3 separate regions of the Homo sapiens genome follow, and all the other regions are linked to region 2. The links are chromatin contacts, found by Hi-C in ENCODE. All regions are on one chromosome and are shown on one strand. Each heading gives the region's core, a stretch centred on a gene start or an enhancer-like site at or near the end of the contact. The rest is flanking DNA. Distances are from core to core; before and after follow the strand shown. Region 1 overlaps PPP2R5C (protein phosphatase 2 regulatory subunit B'gamma). Region 2 holds the start of ASB2 (ankyrin repeat and SOCS box containing 2). Region 3 holds the start of EVL (Enah/Vasp-like).

Region 1 (3,935 bases), core at 416-2,915, 7.9 Mb after region 2:
TATTTAGGAACATATTTGAATAGATTGTAAAAATAGCAAGTTATTCAAAGTAAGAATTTTCAATGTTGTGGTTCTTTTCTTGACTGTCACATCATGGCATCTATTTGGAGGTGAAATCGATTCTTTGAAAGCAGCTCTTGCTGTGGAGGAAGCGCGAGGTAGATTTGTGGGAAGAAGGCTCTGCTCTCCCTTACCTCTCTTCACTGCCGAGCACTCATTGTGTGCCAGGGCCAGCAGGAAGATATTAAACCAAGGACTTCCCGGCCACCCAGTCATACTTGAGATAAATATTCCAAAGAAAATGTACAGCATCATAGAAGAGCTTAAAATTAGGGGCCCAATTAGGACTGTAATTATTTTGCAGCTGAGACGTAAAGGTTTAATGAGACATTTTTCACAGTTTCCAGGTAATTAATTGGTGTTGCAGTTAATAAGGTGACTGATGCGTGCTTTTCCCAGGATCCATTTACTCTCAGCAAGTGTTTGAGGACCTCCTAGGTGCCAGGCACAGTGGTAGGTGCTGGGATTGCTGTGCATTTATGTTCTCTAGATGATAGCTGAGTTCTGGTGCCATGAAAGCAGATTCAAACTCACTTTACAAATGGGGAAAGGGGTAGTATCTCCCTTTAAGACTGCTACTACGATTTTTACTATTCTACCTAAATTTTAGGTTAAGTTCATTGAGTTCATCAAAAATTCAGTTTAAGATTGTGTCTGCTTTATACATTGCTCTGCGAAGTTCCATCTTTGTAATATGATCTCATTCCACATCAAAGGTTCCTCCGTTTTTTCGGGCATTCTTCAGTGCCTTTTATTAGAGTTTTCTGCTTTCTCCATCAAGGCCTTGTAACTAGGTCAGTAATTCCCAGGCACTTTGTAGTTTTTGTGTCTGGGTAGCTGGAGTCTTCGTCTCTGTTTCTTTTTTGTATTTGCTTAATTGTTAGTGGAAAGGTGGTTGCTGTTGGTTTCATATTTTTGATATTTGCATGTGGTAGTCTAGTTGTGATGGTCTGTCTGTTGCTTCTGTTTTCCAGCTATATCATTTGCAAACAAATGACAATTTTGTACTTAAATATATATATATTGCGAAGGGGCTTAACACTTTCTGCCCTTCCCAGAAATGTATCTCTTAGCAATATGACTCGTAGAACCTAACAGTTCCATCACAGGAGGAAGTGTTCTGCAGTAACTGTAATTTGGCCTTTGATGGATTCATCTGTTATAAATCCTGTTGACATGAATAAAACAGAGAATAAATAACAGAATAACCCTTGTGGTTTTGAACAGAGAACTGTAAATAATCAAACCTTTCTTTCCTGTTGCCTCTAAAGTTAGACTGTCAGCGGTTTTTTTTTTTAATGTATCCCTTCATGTCTTAAAATTTTTATATGTTACACTGCTGCAGTTATGTTACGGCATAAATATTCACTCATTGGTAATGAATGATAACACATACAGAAAGGCTGCATGATATTGCTGAATTGTAAGAATTTTCCGTAAAGTTGCTTCTTGGGCCATTCTAGTTTACATCTAATTTAATAAATTTAGCAATTTGGAGAACATCTGCAGGACTGATGTAAGTACTGAAAGTGGAAGTGTCAGGGAGGCAGCAGAAGCAGGTGCTTCCTGATATTAACCAGAGACGGTCCTGGCACAGATGGGGCCGTGTGAATCACATGCAGACATACGTATGCACTCACGTGCGTGCCATTATTTTCATGTGGAGGTCAAACAGTCAGAAACGTTTGGGAAGTGCTGTGTAATGCTAACTGTTCGTGCATAATGTTTTCCCATTTAGTAAGTGCTGTTGCATGTGTTTTCTGTGATTCTCACCACAGCCCAATGCAAAAAATAAAAAAAGGATTTACGCTTTTTTTTTTTTTTTTTTTTTTTTTTGAGATGGAGTCTCACTCTATTGCCCAGGCTGGAGTGCAGTGGTGCAATCTCGGTTCACTGCAACTTCCACCTCCCAGATTCAAGTGATTCTCCTGCCTCAGCCTCCCGAGTAGCTGGGATTACAGGCACCCACCACCACACCCAGCTAAGTTTTGTATTTTTAGTGGAGATGGGGTTTCACCATGTTGGCTAGGCTGCTCTTGAACTCTTGACCTCAAGTGATCCACCCGCCTCGGCCTCCCAAAGTGCTGGGATTACAGGCATGAGTCACCGCGCCTGGCCTTTACCCTTTCCAATGGAGGAGAAAATTGAGGCTCAGGCAGGCTGTTTGGTCTGAGGTCCTTCTTCTAGGTGGGAAGAGGGTGTAGAGAGACTGTTTCCATGAGGCTGTGCTGCCTTTGTTGGGCAGCGTGATTCTGCGTCTGTGCCTCTGGGTGTGCGCTGGATCCGTAGGTCTCATTTGAGAGATCACAGTGACCCTGTGTGCTGCCCAGAAGACCCGGGACTCCTTAGACCTCAGAGCTTCTTTGGTGTTCACTGCATAACGTTGATGTCTTCTCTGTTTCCTCAGACCGGATCCATGCATCCAGGTAGCATGGCAGTGACATTTGCACACAGACATCAGCACCCCAGGTTTCTGTACCTGGGGCTCCTGCCCCTGATTCGCCCCTGCAGCTTTTGTGTTAAGAAATGTTGCTAGGTCAGAAACCCAAGAAGAATTTGAGGTGATAGACCGTTGGCCCTCTGTTCCTTCCCCCCGCCCCAGTATTACTTTTTACTTAACCTTTTCTAGAGATATGCACTAAATTAATGCAATGTAATGTGGTAAGAAAGGTGTGTAGAAGTTAGGAGTGCAAGTTTTTTTCCTTACACATGAGAAATGACTTTCAATCAATCAGAATTGGCCTGGAATGAACCTTCCCGGACCTAGGTCGGTCATCAGTCAAGGACGCTGTATCAGTCTGCTCAGGCTGCCGTAAGAAAATACCACAGGCTGGTGGCTTAAACCACAGAAATGTGTCTTCTCTCCATTCTAGAGGCTGGAAAGTCTAAACTCAAGGGTGTAGCAGGGTTTGTTCCCTGCTGAGGGCCTTTTCTGGCTTGCAGACGGCCACTGTGCCCTCCCATGGCCTTTGCTCCGAGCAAGTGCAGAGAAGGCGAGTGTGAGCCTTCTACCATCCCTCCTTACAAAGACACTAATCCTGGAGGGCCAAGGCCCCACTTATGACTTCATTCACCCTTCATTATTTTCTCTGAGGACCCATCTCCAAATCCAGCCACACCAGGGTTTAGGTCTTTAACATGAATGTGAGGAAGGGAGGCCACAAGCATTGAGTCCATGACAGACACTGAAAAGAGGACATTGTGTTCAGAGCAAGCCATCTGAGTCACCTTGCAGGCCCTCAGCTCAGCATCAAGGATTCAGTGAGTGTGCAGGTGTTTGAGACGGGGCCTAGCTGCTGGGCTGACTGTCACTGTGCGGGAGAGCTTCAACTGGAAACCCTAATCACTAGCTTTCCTGCTAGTAGAAACCACCAGTTTACTTAGGAATCTCAGCTGACTGGGTGCCTCAGTCAGGGCTGTGCAGAGAAACAGCAGGAGAGACAGAGATTGAGATCTCAAGGACTTGCCTTCTGCAGTGGGTGAGTCCAGCGGGCAGGTCTGGACTCCGTGGACAGGCAGCGGGCACGAGACTTGGCCGTGGTGGACACTGCAGGCCGCAGGTGGACTCTCCTCAGAGAAGCTGCAGTTTGGGTCTCACAGGCCTCTCAGCTGACTGGTTGAAGCCCCCACATTCTCAAGAGTGATCGCTACTTGAAGTCCATTGATTATAGGTGTTAACCACATCTATAAAATGCCTTCACAGGAACACCCACAGCAGTGTTTGGACAGCTGGGCACTGTGGCCTAGCCGGGTTGACACATACGGCCAGCTGGCACAGTCGGGGACATTTTACTTTTTTTCAGTTATCGCCTTTAACCACGATGGGTGAAATCACACTTTCCTGTGCCTAAATAACATCTTAGGCAAGTTGGTTA
Region 2 (3,464 bases), core at 612-3,111:
GCAAGACTTTTAAGCTCTCATAACCTGTTTCCAGACCTGAAAATGGGAGTAACGATCACCTGTAACTCATGGTAGCCTTGACCGAAGTCAGTGAGAGAAATCTGCACACAAGCTTGGGCCAGTGCTCAACAAAGGCTTGCTGGTATGGCCTGTGTTGTTGTTCACTGTGAGGTCACCGTGCGTGGGTTAGACAGTGTCCCCCACCCCCGCCACCACAAGGCACTCATGACCCGGCCTGTTTGTGCAAGAACAGATGATGCAAACCAGCATGGCACCCAGCGGAGCTGCTGCCAGCTTCTTGGGGACGCTGTGCAGCACATGGGCCTGCCACCAGCTGTCAGGACCCGTCCAACTGTTTTGGAAGTGCCTCGAGCATCTGCCACTGTCTGCCTCATGGTGCTTCTGCCCAGGCAGAGGTCAGGGCTGTGGCGGGGGTGCTGGCCCCAGCTGGCTCTGCCTGCGTCCCTCTGAGCCCCCTCAAGCCCTCGCCTCACGAAACAAGCTTATCTTCAGAAGAGCATTCCTGTCCTGTGCAGGGGCTCAGCTTCTGCCCTGCTTCAGGCCTTCCTCATTTACCTGCCCTCCCTAGGAGTCACCAGCCTCCTTGCCTCCTCATTCCAGTGCATACCCCTGGCTTCCCGAAGAGCCACCGAAGCCAAATCTCACATCCTCCAAGGGGAATGGGCCACTGAAATGAAAATGATTCTCCACCTAGAGGCACCAGAAACCAAGTCATGTTTCTGGGCCTCCACCTCTGGGGCCTGAGATGTGAACACACGGGTGGGAGTGTAGGTGCCTGGCTGTGTCCCTTCATATCCCAGATGCTCAATGCATGTGGCTATGTGCATGCCGTCCTCTGCTCAAAAACTCTCAGAAAGTGTTCCAACTTCTTGCTTGGCCTGGAAGGATGTGCCTCTCCCTCTGGCCTCCCCTTCTAGCCTCACCCCCATTTTTCACATGCAGAACCCTTTGCCAGAGCCACATTTCACTTTCCATCATCACCCCAGGTCCCTTGACTTCCCTGCCTTTGCCCAAGCTGCTCCTCCACCTGGAGGTCTCTGTTTCCACCCTGAGGCATCCCACCCATCCTTTCAAAGGCCATGGCCTCCTTAAATGTGTCATGCATATGCGTGTGCACACACATGCATGGTATTCTTGCATCCCTGCATTCCACAGCTTTGTTGGATCTCACATAAATAACATTCCTCCATTTCCTCTCCTAATCCCCAAACAGTTGAAAGCAGAGCACATGGCACCTTGGCTGCTATGGTCTCCCACAATACCGTGCATGCCTAGGCACTCTGCAACAGCTACATTAAATTAACTCCCACTCATGAAAACCTCTATCTGTGCGCCTGGCCTGAAAGCATTTCTGAAAGTCACTTGTCTGACACAGATACCGCCCAAGACCTACAGACCCAACAATAGCATCATTGATAAGTCCTTTTGCATTTCCATTTTTAGAAGTGCACAGCAGAGTGATATTCTGAGCCAGAGTCCTCCAGAAGAATGGGTAAGTACATGCAAATTGCTGAGTCTCTGTTCATTGCATCCAAAACGAAAGTCACCAGCGTGCTGTATAACTCAAGAAAATACGAGAGAGAGGGAAAAGCAACATCACAGTTTGACTACAAGCGGTTTCCAGTAAGTACTGCAGCCGAAAATCCCCACCAGCCAAAGAATCTTTTGCAAGATCTGTATAAGAAAGTTGAAAGCATGCATTACCTGTTAGGCTCTGAAACAAGGGTACAATTCAGGGGTAATACAAAGGATTTTCTTGAAAGTGTCTTAATTCAGAACATGCTCCCCGAGTTTTCCTTCTGCCCTGGCCCCAAGCTTCTGGCTGCTCTGCCAGGCAGTTCTGAAACGCTGTCCTTTGAAGCAGGGAGTTTATTTTGGGGCCACCGCATGACCAACGTTGACAAGCCAAACTATAAGATGTTATACATCTCAGATTTCCTGTTTGGAGGTTGCACTGAGGAAGCTGCAATCCTGCCTTCCGTTCCTCCGGGTGCATCGAATACAGACTCTCACTTCAGAGAGGATCCCGGAGCTTTGGCCCTCACGTGATGTCATCATTTGTGATCCTTGACATGGAGGCCATATATGGGTATGTTTCTGGAACTACCCAGGGGAGAGCCAGACAGGAGAGAGATGCAGTGGGTCAGAGACAGAGGCAGGGAACGAGGACGAGGAGACGCATAGTTGGGAGACAAAGAGTGAGGAGCAAGGGAGGAGGAAGAAAGGGGAAGAGGAGAAGTAAAGGCAACAAAGGAGGGAAGGCAAGACAGCAGGAAGGAAGAGGATGGAGTGAAAGAGAAGGGAAGAAGGGGAGAGAGGAGATGAAGGAGTTGACGTAAAAGGGCTTTGGAGAAATCAAGGTTTGGTGCTGAGCTTGTGGCAGCATTTGGGGATAGCAGGTGTCTGGCTGCTGGATACTGTGGGGTGGGGCTGGGGATACAAAGGGCCAGGGTACAAATGAGCCAACAAACAAACACAGAGGCATGCGGGCAAGCCCTGGGCAGAGATATACAACAGAAGAGAGCCCTTCCTCCTGGTCTAGGGAAGAACGTCCCATTTCTGGAATAGGTCAAATGTCAAAGACAACACATACACAGCCACATGCACTGAGCATCCGGGATGTGACAGGACATGGCCAGGCACCTACTCTCCCACCCGTGTGTTCACATCTCATGCCTCAGAGTTAGGGGTCCAGAAACATGACTTGGTCTGTTCCTCTAAGGGGAGAATCATTTTTGTTTCAGTGGCCCATTCCCCTTGGAGGATGTGGATTTATGATGGCCACAGCATGATTTCTCACTGATTCAAACTCAGGAAACCTCAGGATGCCTTTACACGCACTTCGAATATTCCACAAGGAAATACATCTCAGTATACAAGGTGCCACGGGGTTGAGTCAAGGTTCTGGAGGTCTGACTGGTGCTAAAGATGGGAAGGACACCAGTGGTCCCCAGGCAGTCCCCCAGCTTCCCTGGTACCTGCCAAATTGCTCATCACCCCAGCTGGGTCAGTCTTCCCAGGCCACTGTGGCTGGGTGGCCCTCAAAGTTAGCTCAAGTTCAGCCCCTTCCAGACCCATGTGCTATGGAGGGAGTGTAGGAGAAGGGCAGAGAAGGGGCTGTCAGATTCTTTTTACTTTTTGGAGACTCTGCTACCCAGTAGGATGTTCCCCGAGAGACGTCTCTGTGGGACGGCTCCCCGAGGCCGGGCTGCTTTCCTGGGCTCCTTGCTGGAGGCAAAACACAGGTTCCTCTACTTCCTGCCCACCACCTGCCCCTTCCCAATCTGACCTGGAAGGTGGGCTGTGGCCAGGCCAGGCCCCTCCTAGGTTGCCCTCTGCCTCATGGGCATGCACACATGCACACACACACACACACATACACACCCCAAACTCCATCCAAGATGTGTCTATTCCTTCCCTCCCCTTGAATATGGGGTGGCCTA
Region 3 (3,483 bases), core at 18-2,517, 6.1 Mb after region 2:
CATCTCTCCAATTAGAACTGATACTTCTTTTGTACTGTACTCTGTACAGCTGTTTTTCACTATATCAATAATATTTTAATGGATCTATTAAATATTTGCTAACATTATCAACCTCTTCTTTTCTAAACCATAAAAGTCCTTTAAGGACAAGTACAGTCGTTCTCAATTTTTTGTCTGTGATTTCTAACACAGTGCATGCTTCTTAGTGAGTTCTCAGTAGATTTTGAAAGAAAGATTGGACTGGATCTTACCTTCATGAGAACCCTGTGGAGATAGGCAAAATAAGTATAACCCCATTTTACAGTTGAGGCCACCCACTTAATAAACAAGTGACAAAGCCAAGTTTCCAGTATTCCTCAAGTGTTTTCCTTTCAGGCTCTAAATTGCTGACTTAAATGTCATCATTAGAGAGAGTTGTCTCCTCGGTAGAAGTACAAATTTTGTTCCAGAGTCAAATATGAAGACTTGATCAGTGGCCTGGCGCGGTGGCTCACGCCTGTAATCTCAGCACTTTGGGAGGCCAAGGCAGGCGGATCACCTGAGGTCGGGAGTTCGTGACCAGCCTGACCAACATGGAGAAACCCCGTCTCTACTAAAAATACAAAATTAGCTGGGCATGGTGGCACATGCCTATAATCCCAGCTACTCAGGAGGCTGAGGCAGGAGAATCGCTTGAACCCAGGAAGCTGTGGTGGCGGTGAGCCAAGATCGTGCCATTGCACTCCAGCCTGGGTGACAGGAGTGTGAAACTCTGTCTCAAAAAAGAAAAAAAGACTTGATCAGCTTATAGCCTTTATCATCTAGTCTTCTATTCTCTGGAGAGTCAGTGGGGACTCTTCCGAGTTCTTGTAGCCTTTTCTTAAGGCCTATAGGAAGTCATCTGTGCTGAGCCTGCACTTTCTATAACAGATGGAAAACTGAAGCTCAGACATCTTAAGTGGCATTGACTTAGACTATAGAGCTAGTTAGTGGGGGGCCAGCACCATGACCTGGCCCCTACCTCCAGCAGGCTTCACCCACCCTTGCACCCTTGCAGGAAGCACTTAGAGGCTTGAGGTTGCCAGCTGTGGGGGGTTGGGCCTGTGCAGTGCCTCTCAGCCGCCCACGCTGGTGGGGCTCTGCAGTGTTAGCTTCTTGTTTCTCTATTTTCTACCTAGGTTTCAGTTTTTCACTTGGGTTTGTTTCCCCTTTGTCTCTGGTTCAGCTTCCTTTTCCTGTTTGGTTTTAAGTAGGCTATAAAAATCAAGTTGCTGTCTTCAGAGGGTCTGTGGTCCTCTGATCAACATAGGCTGGTGGGAGTACAGGACTCGCCTCCTCAGGGTTCCCTGTGCTGCCACTTTTCAGCCATGGCCACAAGGTGAGTATTGGAACCAGTGCAGGGGACAGAGGGATGTCAAGAGGAAACCTAGAATCTTAACGGTGAATGGGCTGTAGAAATTATCTCAGGTCCCCTTAGTATACTGATCGAGAAGTCCATGACCAGAGGGCAGGGGGCTTACATGAGGTTACACAGCAGGTTAGTGACAGTCTGCTCCCTCTCTAGCCGCTGGTCTTTCCATTACACAGGCCTGTGTCTCTTGATGCCTGTGACCTTTAATGGCTTCTGAGTCAAGGACTTACTTAGAAATTAGCACCTGCCTCTCATTATAGGGAGGAGGGTCTGAGCCATCTAGGGGAATTGTTGTTTAGCTCAGAGGTACATTTGGTGAGTCCTGGCCCTTCTCTCTAGAATGACCCGAGACTGGTTGTTTTTTCTAAATATAGGCAGAGAGGGTTCTTTTTATGATAGGAACTTCATGAACTTAATAGCAAGAGTCCTGACCCTCCACTTGAGAGACTTGTGGACTTAGGCTATTGCTGTTGAGCACATGTGTGAATACCAGCCAGTCTACAAACCGCACTCCTCATTGAGATTGTTCTCTCTAAAGGTGAGATTACATTTTGGACCTGCCTCTCCCCTGCCCTACAACTCTGAAAGATTATAGATGATAGGACAGACAGACTTTTATCCTGTGGGGTTTGGGGCATTTGTTTGATTGACTCATGACAGCTTTGTTTTTTAGCATAAAGTAACAATCCCTCACTTTGAAAATTATTTCACAATTTCCAAAGTGCCATTTCGCCAGTTTTCTTATTTGAATCTTTTAGCCGTGTTAGATTGATGAGAACGCTGTCATCACTCCTGTTTCGTAGCTGAGAAAACCTCTGAAAAGTTGTGGGGTTTGTCCAAGGTCACATGGCAGGTTGGGGAAGGAATGGAACCAGGGTTTAACGAGGTTGGCCTCATCCGGTGGTTTTCGCAGCACGCTACACAGGCACAGAAGCAGCTTGCAGTGAGTTGTTAAAATTGACGTGGTGATAGGTAGAACTTGTCCAGGGCTGCTTATTTTCCAGTTGGCTTTATTTCTGATCCTGTCATTTTAGTAACTTTCCTTTAACTTTAGAGGACTCGTGAGTGGAGCTTTAGAAAACAGAATGCTTTTCATTTCAAAGGCATATCAACTTCCAAAGTCATTTTCAGTTGTAAATTACATTGTGAAAACTTCTAGCAGCTTATTCTACCGTGTCAATTACTAATTGCAGAAAATTATATCAAAAGTAAATGAGGCACAGCAATTTCTTTTTCAATTTTAAAATCGTAGAAATCCTAGAAATTTCCATCTTGAAAAGACCTTGGAGGTGATCTACAGTAGATAAGATGTTTTGGGCACCTTATTCTCCACTTCAGCCAAAATAACTCTGCTTTTATGTTTTCTATGTATTCCTTGATAATTCATTGAGAAAAAACAGTCATTGTTGGTGGTGGTGATGACTTTCAAGTCTGAAGATTACACTAATCTAGCCCAGCTCTTGAGTGCGCAGATCAGGAAATTGAGGCCCAGTGTGGAGCAGAATTTGTGTACGGGGAGCGGAGTAGTGGCTGAACCAAAGCAAAAGCCCAGGTTTTCTGGTGCGTCCCTCCCCCGTACAAGGCTGCTTGCACTCTGCCACAGGTCCCTGGCCTGGCACCATAGTGACAGTCCTGGTGGAAGCAGCGTTCGTGGAGCTGCAAGGTCAGCAGCCATAGGAGCTGTGAACTTTTCGTTTTTCCTCATGCTGACTGACACATGGGGATACCGTGGCGCCTGTGGTGGGGATACAAAGGACCTTTTAAATGTGAAAATATATCTTACCAGCTCTAGCTCTGGCTACCCACCAATCAAGAAACAGTTTCCAAGCCCTGACTGGATTAGGAGCTGGGAATTCTCTTGAGTGCATGACAACGTACAGAATGCTTTCACTGACGTTATTTAGTTATCGCAATAATCCTGAAGGTAGTGTTGTGGGGCGTTTTTGTTTTTGTATTTTTTAGAGATGAGGTCTTGCTTTATTGCCCAGGCTGGCCTCAAACTCCCGGGCTCGAGCAAGCCTCCTGCCTCAGCGGGACTACAGGTGTGGGCCACCACACCCAGCTAGCATTGTTTTTATTGTTTCTGTTTCACA

The links. A loop is a pair of places that touch in the nucleus more often than their neighbours do. Pooled maps may share reads with other maps.
Region 1: a loop to region 2 is called in a pooled map, with 10 times the contacts of the local background. The contact joins the enhancer-like site here to the promoter of ASB2 in region 2. A Hi-C loop is called at or near these places in 3 of 37 single-sample maps with no recorded cell type and 3 of 50 pooled maps.
Region 3: a pooled map shows a loop between it and region 2 (13-fold over the local background). The contact joins the promoter of EVL here to the promoter of ASB2 in region 2. A Hi-C loop is called at or near these places in 7 of 37 single-sample maps with no recorded cell type and 10 of 50 pooled maps.

The regions. Positions count from the first base shown.
Region 1 is chr14:101,875,071-101,879,005 of GRCh38, forward strand. All of the region lies in intron 4 of PPP2R5C (protein phosphatase 2 regulatory subunit B'gamma), which reads left to right. Among named protein-coding and RNA genes, the nearest start is that of DYNC1H1, 88 kb to the right of the region's middle. RefSeq lists a silencer at 961-1,030 and enhancers at 1,351-1,420, 3,639-3,788. Within about 2 kb of position 1,666, at least 18 of the 41 ENCODE cell types and tissues checked have a DNase peak (open chromatin) inside an H3K27ac peak, as active enhancers do.
Region 2 is chr14:93,974,709-93,978,172 of GRCh38, forward strand. ASB2 (ankyrin repeat and SOCS box containing 2) reads right to left here and starts at 1,862. Exons shown (of 10, transcript NM_001202429.2): 1 at 1,726-1,862. LOC107984663 (a long non-coding RNA gene) reads right to left here. Exons shown (of 4, transcript XR_001750861.2): 4 at 2,717-3,464. RefSeq lists an enhancer at 343-914.
Region 3 is chr14:100,064,155-100,067,637 of GRCh38, forward strand. It overlaps EVL (Enah/Vasp-like), which reads left to right and starts at 1,268. Exons shown (of 14, transcript NM_016337.3): 1 at 1,268-1,357. The coding sequence starts at 1,347. RefSeq lists enhancers at 742-791, 1,142-1,231, 1,282-1,361, 1,412-1,551, 1,932-2,011 and 1 more.